Regions from separate parts of the Homo sapiens genome. Here region 1 is linked to region 2. The links are chromatin loops, found by intact Hi-C in ENCODE. Cell type or tissue: A673. All regions are shown on one strand. Each heading gives the region's core, and the rest is flanking DNA. Links, peaks and the distances in the headings are about the cores only.

Region 1 (5,392 bases), core at 248-5,247, 410 kb after region 2:
CACACTCACACACACACACACACACACATATGTATATATTCCATTAGTTCTATTCCTCTAGAGAACCCTGACTAATACAGTGATCTTATGGGTTGTGTTGCTTTTGCCTTCCTATGGCTATTGGGCTCGTCTAAGTTCCCTCTCAGTAAACCACAGGCTGAAAATTATCTCAAAGCAGTAAGAAAGATTAATTGTAAGGTTGTAAGTTTGACCTTGCTTTTCTTTTTTTTTTTTTCTCTCATATATCACTGCCTTCATTTTCTGAGTCCAGTGTTTTGACAACTGTTTTACGCACTTTGTCTGTTACCTTTTTTGGTTGTTTTAGTTGAGAGGGAAGATATAAATCCTATTACTTTATTTAGGGTAGAAGGAGAAATTCCCGAACCGATTTTCTTTAAGCAAACCAAAGATAAAATTAATTTTTTAAAAAATAATCAGAATTATTATGCATTCCCAGTTAGTGAAATCAATATTTATAAAATATGTTAATTCACATGTATGATATTATAGATTAACTTCTGTTTGCATCTCTTTTCATGAACCATAATCTCTTAGGGCTATTTCTTTTTTATAATTATTTGCAGTACAGCAGTAGCTCTGGAGTTATGGTTAAGTGTGAAATTTTGTACATTTATTACTGATAATACATAAACAAATCATACACTTGTATTAAACAATGTGGTTATTTATAATATTTTCTAATTATCCAGAATCTAAATATATGAATGTGTTCTATTTTCCTTGGATGACTCTTATATATCAGATAAAATAGGGACATTAGAAAAGCTGTTCTCTTGTTTTACTTCAGGTTATCACATATTTTTAGGAATATTTTTGTGATCTATAGGGGAGACTTATAATGTTATGCAGACACACTAACTAATGTAAAAATAACCATTATTTTACAGTAAAATTGGCTAATGCTTCTTATCTAAGTTAGTCTTTCAGATGGTCTGTAAAATATAGCAGTGACTCATTATGTGTTTAAAAAATAATACTTGTTCAAACTCCTTCCATTATCACCTTAAAGTTATAAAAGTCTCTTTTTTAGCAAGCTAAATTTACAAGACATATATATTTCTACTATGTTTTCACATTGGTAAATATAAAAAAAATCTGAATGAAAATTATATTGCTTTAACAGTACTAGATTTCTGGGATATGCAGGAAAGTGCTTTGAAAGTTGTTAGGCAGCATTCATATAATATTGAAAGGAGTTGGTTAGTTTGCCTTAGGTGGACAGCAAGGGAAGGGTCCTCGGGAAATCGCAGCCCATTGCTCAGTGCCTCATCCTCACGTAACATAATAAGCAGCCTGAGGAAAAATTCGAGCTGTAGCATCGATAAGGGAACTAGCACAGGCTGTTGTGCTGGAAGACATGCCCACGGCTACACAGAAATCCTCCAATCCATTTGGATAAAAACTTGCACAAATCTCCAGCTCACTCAGATAAAGGAACAAGGCCTGGCCTAGAAATGCCTTTGTCTTTTGTATAGTCAGTGGGCTCCCAGGAAAAGTTTCTTCTGCATTTGTGGGCATGGGCACAGTGGGTTCCAGTGGGTTCTGGTGGGCGCTCTGTTTTCCTTTGTTGGACTGTAAGTCCAGCCCTTATGAATCATCACTTCAGCCCCTGATTGGTCCTGGGCCAAGGCCTTGGGCCAAACTTAGCGATGCATTCTCCAGACAGCTCATGGCCAAATTTCTTCCCTTTCCCGGTCCATAAAAACCCTGGACTCCAGCCTCATAGGGAGTACTCCCGTTTGGGACCCACTCTCTGCTGGCAAAGAACTTTCTTCTTTTGCTTATTAAACTTTCACTCCAACTTCACTTTTATGTCTGTGCTCCTTAATTTTTTTGGCAGTAGGACAAACAACTCCAGGCGCTACATCTTGGTGAATGGGCCAGGAAGAAGGGAATTCATCAGAAGGGAATTCATCAAGAGTGAATGTTTAACTTTAACCCTTTACTTTAATTTCTGAGGATTCTTGTTTATTTCAATCTTGTTTCCTTTCATGGAGGACCTAGCCATTGTGTGGGGTTGGAAGGATGTCCTAGAGTAACTGAAGATTTCTGGCTGGGGCTACCCCTCAGTGTTATCTGAATGTCCTTAGACTAAGTCCAGTCACTGATGACCCATCAGGATGTCAGCACAAGGACTTCCAGTAGTTTCCTATTGCATTTTCCTTCTTTCTTCTCCCAGATATCATATCTCCTATGCCTGTTTGTTTGTTTGTTTGTTTGAGATGGAGTCTCGCTCTTGTGGCCCAGGCTGGAGTGCAGCAGCATGATCTCAGCTCACTGCAACCTCTGCCTCCCAGATTCAAGCTATTCTCCTGTCTCAGCCCCCTGAATAGCTGGGATTACAGATGCCAGTCCAGCCCCCATGCCTCGCTAATTTTTGTACTTTTGATCGAGATGGGGTTTTGCCATGTTGGCCAGGCTGGTCTTGAACCGTGACCTCAGGTGACCAGCTTGCCTTGGCCTCCCAAAATCTTGGGATTACAGGTGTGAGCCACCACACTCGGCCCTATCCTTTTTTTACGTACAATGTTGCAGGTGTTTTTGCAAACTAGAGATAGAATCTTGTTGGGTGGAGTTAGTCTGTGTCTTAGCAATCAGGAATGTAATACAAAGGGTTGTTGTTTCTGTAACTTCCTAGAAACTGGGCAAAATCAAGATTTCAGTCTAAATTTTCACCTGGTAAGGTCCCTTCTCTCCCTCAATAATAGATATTCATGGCACCCTATGGGAGCAAACTTCACCCTAAGTGTATATTCTCCTCTCCATTTGGGTTGTATTTTCCTTTATATAAGAGCTTAGCATTGTCCAGTGAATTTAAATAGTTCTTTTGGGAGACAAGTTAATTTTATTATGCTGGGGGGAATTCTATAGGGGCAGCCTATCAAACCCTAAACCTCTTTTCCTAAATTTTGCATGAAAAGAATTTGGAGTCTGTTTTTACCTAACATTCTAACCCTACACCGCCACCTAGTGGAAATGGATTTTTTTCCACGGAGAGCCTTGTTAGACCTCTGCCCCAAACCTCTGGTTACTCAATTCTTTTTTCTTCTGCATCCTTCTCTCAGTTATCAGGCCACATGTCCTATTTGTAAACAGAAAAAAAACTTCACTCTCCACAGCCAGGAGGAAGCTATCCTGATAAGACAGATCTTAGCTTCAATAATGTCCCCATCAAAATAGGGGCAGCTATTCAATTTTCATACTCTTTTAAGGCACCTGTTTTGCAATCAATTACATTGGAATTTAAACAAAAAATTAATTTTATGTTTAGAAGTTAATCAGTCCCATTCTGTGGGATTTCAATTTTTTAATGCGGCCATAGCAAGGGAAGTTAAAGATAGTTTTAAAAAACTCCCTCCATTAAAGGGTCTTTTCCAAATCCAACTACTATATAATTTCTCCCAGACCTCTGGGGCACCTCTGGTATCTTTTGGGCTGAGTGAGTCTAGGAATCCAGCATGGTGGAAGGCTAAAGTTTTAAGCAGGTAAGTGTGACCACATTCTGCTGACTAGCTTTTCCAGGACCATGGGTAAAGGTCACTCTTGTAACCATGGGGTGGCACCTATAATGGTCGCCAGGACTCAGAGGAGAGCAGAAAGGAGGAGAAGGGGGACACCATTTCTCTCTTTTCCTGCACCCTGTGTCACACAAAAGGGAGGAAGGCAACTGAGGGATGCCTTGTCTCCCCCCACTTTCTAGATGGGTAACAAACTATCTGCAGTCTGTACACCCCTCGAGTGCATTTTGAATAACTGGAAACATCTTTGACCCTAAGACTCTAAAAAGAAAACAGCTTATATTCTATTGCACAAGGGCATGGCCATCTTACAATGAGAAGGCCTAGCCTTCTTAGGGATGCATTAAATTCAGTAGTATCCAACAACTAGATATTTCTTTACCCTGCAAGACAACCCAGATCCTTGCAAGCATTGTAAAATTAACCCTTACCTCTTGGCAGCCGTGTCAGGAAAGCCTACAAAGGATAATTCCCCAAAGACAGACGCATCCTTGGGGAATGCTTAAATGCAATATCTGGGTGCTCTACCTGCTCCATTTATTTGGGAATCCCAATAGCCAAATCATTAGCTCTTCTGGTTGTGCCACTCAAAAAATTCCCAATTTTGCCTTTGCCCCTCCAGGAAATGCCCAATGAACATGGTGCCACTAGATTCCAAGTTCCCTTCTCATTACAGCACCTTAGACAAAGGAGAATCTAGACAAGTTCTCTAATAACTCTGATATATATATATTATATATATCATATATATGTATATATGTATATATACACATGTATATGTATATATACACGTGTATATATGTATATATATGCCTTTCAAAATTTAACCCAAGTGTTGAATCTTACATTAAGAGTTGGTATACTACTTTTAAGCCAAACCCTGTTTCAGGGAAACAAGAAAACCTACAGGCAGCAAAGATATTCAAAGATGAATAATAGGCAGTCAAAAAAGAAACTCAGTCAAAAGGGGAAACAGGGTAAAATAATAAAGACAGACAGAATCCTCATTCCCAATAGGAAGAGAGTCAGTGCACCTTGAATACCCTAACTGGGGCCCTAGTGACCCCATAAATAAGTGAAAAAAACCCCACTTTCTAATGTGCCTATTAAAAGTCTTGCAAAAAATAAGAAGAACCAGCAAATTAAGCAAACCTCTTAATTAATCTAAACTGTCCTTGTTGAACCAGAAACCAGATGAAAATTCCACTGCCTTTTTGGAAAGGCTGAGAGAAGCTTTAGTAAGACACACCTACTTGTCTCCCAATTTAATAGAAAACAACTTCATTATTCAGGCAGCTCCTGATATCAGAAGAAAGTTGCTGAAACAGGCCCTGTCCAAAGATCTTTCTAGTTTTATTCACCCTCAATTTAATATTTTGCACTATGTAAAAACACTCCCTTCTGTGCCCCAACTGAGGGGGTTTCTCAAGAAGGCACTGAGGTTCTTCTTAATTTTCTAGTATGTAAAGGATAAAAAATTTCCAAATCTAAAACTCAGCTCTGGCAAACTTCGGTTAGATACCTAGGTCTTGTCTTGTCAGAAGGAACCAGAGCATTAGACGAGGAAAAGATTCAGCCTATTTCCTCCTTTCCCCTTCCCCAAACCCTCAAACAGCTAGGAAAATATGGGGGCATCACAGGTTTTTGTAGATCGTGGATACCTCAGTATGGTGAAATAACTCATCCTTTATGCCACCTCATAAAAGAAACTCAAGCAGCTAGAACTCACTCCATAACTTGGCAACCTAAAACTCAAAAGCCCTTAACCAGCTAAAGCAAGTCTTACTTAAAGCATCAGCCCTCAGTCTTCCTATAGGGAAGGTATTTGATCTCTATATATCAGAAAGGAAGGA
Region 2 (5,392 bases), core at 139-5,138:
AACAACCCCATCAAAAAGTGGGTGAAGGACATGAACAGACACTTCTCAAAAGAAGACATTTATGCAGCCAAAAAACACATGAAAAAATGCTCATTATCACTGGCCATCAGAGAAATGCAAATCAAAACCACAATGAGATACCATCTCACACCAGTTAGAATGGCAATCATTAAAAAGTCAGGAAACAACAGGTGCTGGAGAGGATGTGGAGAAATAGGAACACTTTTACACTGTTGGTGGGACTGTAAACTAGTTCAACCATTGTGGAAGTCAGTGTGGCGATTCCACAGGGATCTAGAACTAGAAATACCATTTGACCCAGCCATCCCATTACTGGGTATATACCCAAAGGACTATAAATCATGCTGCTGGAAAGACACATGCACACGTATGTTTATTGTGGGACTATTCACAATAGCAAAGACTTGGAACCAACCCAAATGTCCAACAATGATAGACTGGATTAAGAAAATGTGGCACATATACACCATGGAATACTAGGCAGCCATAAAAAATGATGAGTTCGTGTCCTTTTTAGGGACATGGATGAAATTGGAAATCATCATTCTCAGTAAACTATCGCAAGAACAAAAAACCAAACACCGCATATTCTCACTCATAGGTGGGAATTGAACAATGAGATCACATGGACACAGGAAGGGGAATATCACACTCTGGGGACTGTTGTGGGGTGGGGGGAGGGGGGAGGGATAGCATTGGGAGATATACCTAATGCTAGATGACGAGTTGGTGCAGCGCGCCAGCATGGCACATGTATACATATGTAACTAACCTGCACAATGTGCACATGTACCCTAAAACTTAAAGTATAATAAAAAAAGAAATATGTAAGCAATAAACAAAAAGTTATGGTTGTGTTCCAAAAAAAAAAAAAAGAAAAAAATCATGATTATCTCAATAGATGCAAAAAAGACCTTTGATAAAATTCAGCATTGCTTCATGTTAAAAATTCTCAATAAACTAGGTATTGATGGAACATATCTCAAAATAATAAGAGCTATTTATGACAAACTTATAGCCAATATTATACTTAATGGGCAAAAGCTGGAAGCATTCCCTTTGAAAAGCAGCCCAAGACAAGGATGTCCTCTCTCACCACTCCTATTCAACACAGTATTGGAAGTTCTGGCCAGGGAAATCAGGCAAGAAAAAGAAATGAAGTGTATTCAAGTAGGAAGAGAGGGAGTCAAATTGTCTCTGTTTGCAGATGACATGATTGTATATTTAGAAAACCCCATTGTCTCAGCCCAAAATCTTGTAAGCTGATAAGGAACTTCAGCGAAGTCTCAGGATACAAAACCAATGTGCAAAAGTCACAAGCAATTCTATACACCAGATTCCTCTATTTCAAAGTCTTGAAATAAGTGCCCTAGAAGCAGACTGATCAAAGAGACACAGCCCAAGTGTTATAGCTCTTTTACAATTTGTCTAGTAGGTTTTCCAGTTTTCACCAGAAAATCCCGCATGGAGAAAAAATAAAAGGTAGACACAACCAAATGTTCTTTGAGGGTCAAACGTTATAGACCCCCGAAGAAATGTCTACCAGGAACCATTTCTGGAATATAGAAATATAGGCTGTGAGCTATATGCACAGATGAGTGGTTCAGCTCATATATGGGTCCAATAAAGACTATCTAGCATTTTCAAATTTAGAGAGGTAAACATGCAAACAGAATCCTAAGAACATTTTAACTATAGCTGAGGTGTACTTTTTTCTTTCCTAGAGTTTAGATGGCTTCCTGATTTATAACAGCTTTGCATGTATTAAGGTTGGCATGACTAGCCACATTGAATCCTAATATAAAATGCTCCACAATAGCATCAGCGTCAGACTAGCCCATATTTGGACTAGCTTTCTTTTTTTAATTTTTTTCTGTTGCAAAGCACATTTTTTTTTCAGTATAAGTCTCTGTGAGATTTATCTTTAAATTGAATGTTTTGCTGTGTAAAGAAGAGTTGAATCCATATTTTGATAATGTTCATTATTCCTTACATCATTGTGTGCCTGCTTAATTTCCAGATTTAATGAGAAAAAAAACTTTTGATAAATTTTAAAGTAAGTTCATTATGACAAATAGCATAACTAGTCCCAAGTTTCCTAAAATTTCTATTTATTTTAATGTGTTGCATGAATATTTTTTAAATGTCTTCCAGACACTATGTTTACCTTCTGGTCAATTTAATTAAGCAAATATTTATGAGGAAATTATATACATAAGAAGCTTTTCAGAATGGTTTTTATTTCAACAAAATAATTTATATGATGCTTATCCTTACCTTGTGGACAATTCTTCTGCAAATTTATGGCTGAGGTCCACATAGTTTGTTCACAATGAGGGTGTTTTATTCCCTCTCATTTCTCTCTCATCTGTGACTTCTTCAAAGCAATTATTGACGCTCAAGTCCATGACTTCCTACCAAAAAGAATGTAATTGGCTAAGACAAATGTTATAGTGAGATAAATCACTGCATTTTGAAAGTCAACCAGAAAGCGACCAGATCCAACTGGGTCACATAGAGAAAAATAGAAAATAACACTTTGAAAATGAAAGCGGAACAAATTTCTAGTTACCTCATCACACATGGTAAAACAGGTTCTGGCATCTGTGTTTTTTATTCTTTCTTTCTTTTCTTTTTTATTTTTTTTGGTTGAGAGGTAGGAGTGAAAACATCTGCCTGTGATACATATTGACCAGAGATATATTGTATTAGTAGCTTTCTGTTGCAAATTTTGTGGCAATTTAAGCACCAGAAATCAACAGTTTAGTGTCTTGGAGAAATTGGTGTCTTCCTTCCTTCCTTCCTTCCTTCCTTCCTTCCTTCCTTCCTTCCTTCCTTCCTTCCTTCCTCTCTCTCTCGTTTCTTTCTTTCTCTTGGGGGTTGTTTGAAAAGCTGATTCATAATTGGAACAAAAACTGAAGGAATTGTGGTCAATATCAACTAGGAAGATTATTTGCTTCCAATCTCTGTAAAATATAGCTCATCATTTTAAGATTAGTGATCTGTTAATAATCATTTGCTCTGGAATCTTGACTGTGTCTTCATAAACTTACAAAGTACAAATATAATGATTGCCATTCTAACTGGTGTGAGATGGTATCTCATTGTGGTTTTGATTTGCATTTCTCTGATGGCCAGTGATGATGAGCATTTTTTCATGTGTTTTTTGGCTGCATAAATGTCTTCTTTTGAGAAGTGTCTGTTCATGTCCTTCACCCACTTTTTGATGGGGTTGTTTGTTTTTTTTCTTGTAAATTTGTTTGAGTTCATTGTGGATTCTAGATATTAGCCCTTTGTCAGATGAGTAGGTTGCGAAAATTTTCTCCTATTTTGTAGGTTGCCTGTTCACTCTGTTGGTGGTTTCTTCTGCTGTGCAGAAGCTCTTTAGTTTAATTAGATCCCATTTGTCAATTTTGTCTTTTGTTGCCATTGCTTTTGGTGTTTTAGACATGGAAGTCCTTGCCCATGCCTATGTCCTGAATGGTAATGCCTAGGTTTTCTTCTAGGGTTTTTATGGTTTTAGGTCTAACATTTAAGTCTTTAATCCATCTTGAATTGATTTTTGTATAAGGTGTAAGGAAGGGATCCAGTTTCAGCTTTCTACATATGGCTAGCCAGTTTTCCCAGCACCATTTATTAAATAGGGAATCCTTTCCCCATTTCTTGTTTTTGTCAGGTTTGTCAAAGATCAGATAGTTGTAGATATGCAGCGTTATTTCTGAGGGCTCTGTTCTGTTCCATTGATCTATATCTCTGTTTTGGTATCAGTACCATGCTGTTTCGGTTACTGTAGCCTTGTAGTATAGTTTGAAGTCAGGAAACAACAGGTGCTGGAGAGAGTATGGAGAAATAGGAACACTTTTGCACTGTTGGTGGGACTGTAAACTAGTTCAACCATTGTGAAAGTCAGTGTGGCGATTCCTCAGGGATCTAGAAACAGAAATACCATTTGACCCAGCCATCCCATTACTGGGTATATACCCAAAGGACTATAAATCATGCTGCTATAAAGACACATGCACACGTATGTTTATTGTGGCATTATTCACAATAGCAAAGACTTGGAACCAACCCAAATGTCCAATAATGATAGACTGGATTAAGAAAATGTGGCACATATACACCATGGAATACTATGCAGCCATAAAAAATGATGAGTTCATGTCCTTTGTAGGGACATGGATGAAATTGGAAATCATCATTCTCAGTAAACTATCGCAAGAACAAAAAACCAAACACCGCATATTCTCACTCATAGGTGGGGATTGAACAGTGAGAACACATGGACACAGGAAGGGGAACATCACACTCTGGGGACTGTTGTGGGGTCAGGGGAGGGGGGAGGGATAGCTTTGGGAGATATACCTAATGCTCGATGACGAGTTAGTGGGTGCAGCGCACCAGCATGGCACATGTATACATATGTAACTAACCTGCACATTGTGCACATGTACCCTAAAACTTAAAGTACAATAATAATAAAAATAAATAAATAAAAAAATAAACATGATATTAAACATCAAAAAAACAAAGTACAAATATAAAACTGAGAAATATTTTGAAAAAATTTTGAAAACATAAATGATAAAATAATACCTCTTTAAAAAGTTTAGCATAAAACCTTTTTTAAAAGTTTCAAAGTATCTTTTTTTAATATTTGAAAGTTACTTAGAGGACATTATATATTATGTTATATCTTTTGCTTTTAATACTTTTTATTTGGCTTTCATGTTAAAATATAATGTTCAAATAAAAATTTGATTTTTTTCTTATAAATATTTCACTTTAATGTGTATGTCATCAATTAGGAGAATATTTACCAAACCCAAGACTATAGATATATACCATACAAGTAAATATGAAATAAGGAGATTTTGTTGCTATTTAATGTTATCAAACTTACAGGTTGTTCTTCAGGCCCACATTTCTTTTCCACAATTGGTGTGTGTGGAATGCTGTCCTTTCTTTGTACTCATGGTAATTTAATTTTTCATACTCGTCTCCTTGTATTCATTCTAGAATACTTTCACTCTCTTCTCATAAAGCACAGGAAATGATCAACAAAATGAAGAGACAATGCACAGAATGGGAGAAAATATATGCAAACTACCCATCTGACAAGGAATTAATAACCAGAATATATAAGGAGCTCAAACAACTCTATAGGAAAAAAATATATAATAATCTGATAAAAATCGACAAAAGATTTGAGCCGGGCATGGTGGCTCACGCCTGTAATCCCAGCACTTTGGGAGGCCGAGGTGGGCGGATCACGAGGTCAGGAGATCGAGACCATGGTGAAACCCCGTCTCTACTAAAAATACAAAAAAATTAGCCGGGCGTGATGGTGGACGCCTGTAGTCCCAGCTAC

The links. Peaks named below come from ENCODE experiments on the same cell type or tissue, not always from the same donor. Only the 100,000 strongest peaks of a DNase experiment are listed, where the experiment ranks them.
Region 1: it touches region 2 in a loop (9-fold over the local background); 2 of 110 quality-filtered maps call a loop at or near these places.

The regions. Positions count from the first base shown.
Region 1 is chr3:163,054,678-163,060,069 of GRCh38, reverse strand. No RefSeq gene overlaps it. Among named protein-coding and RNA genes, the nearest start is that of LINC01192, 250 kb to the left of the region's middle. In A673, for the core only: a CTCF peak has its summit at 2,997 (motif pointing left); a DNase peak (open chromatin) is centred at 2,989; H3K27ac peaks cover 2,858 bases.
Region 2 is chr3:163,466,297-163,471,688 of GRCh38, reverse strand. It overlaps the pseudogene RNU7-82P. Among named protein-coding and RNA genes, the nearest start is that of LINC01192, 170 kb to the right of the region's middle. In A673, for the core only: no CTCF peak of the experiment used is centred there; DNase peaks (open chromatin) are centred at 1,808, 2,538 and 2,838; H3K27ac peaks cover 3,741 bases.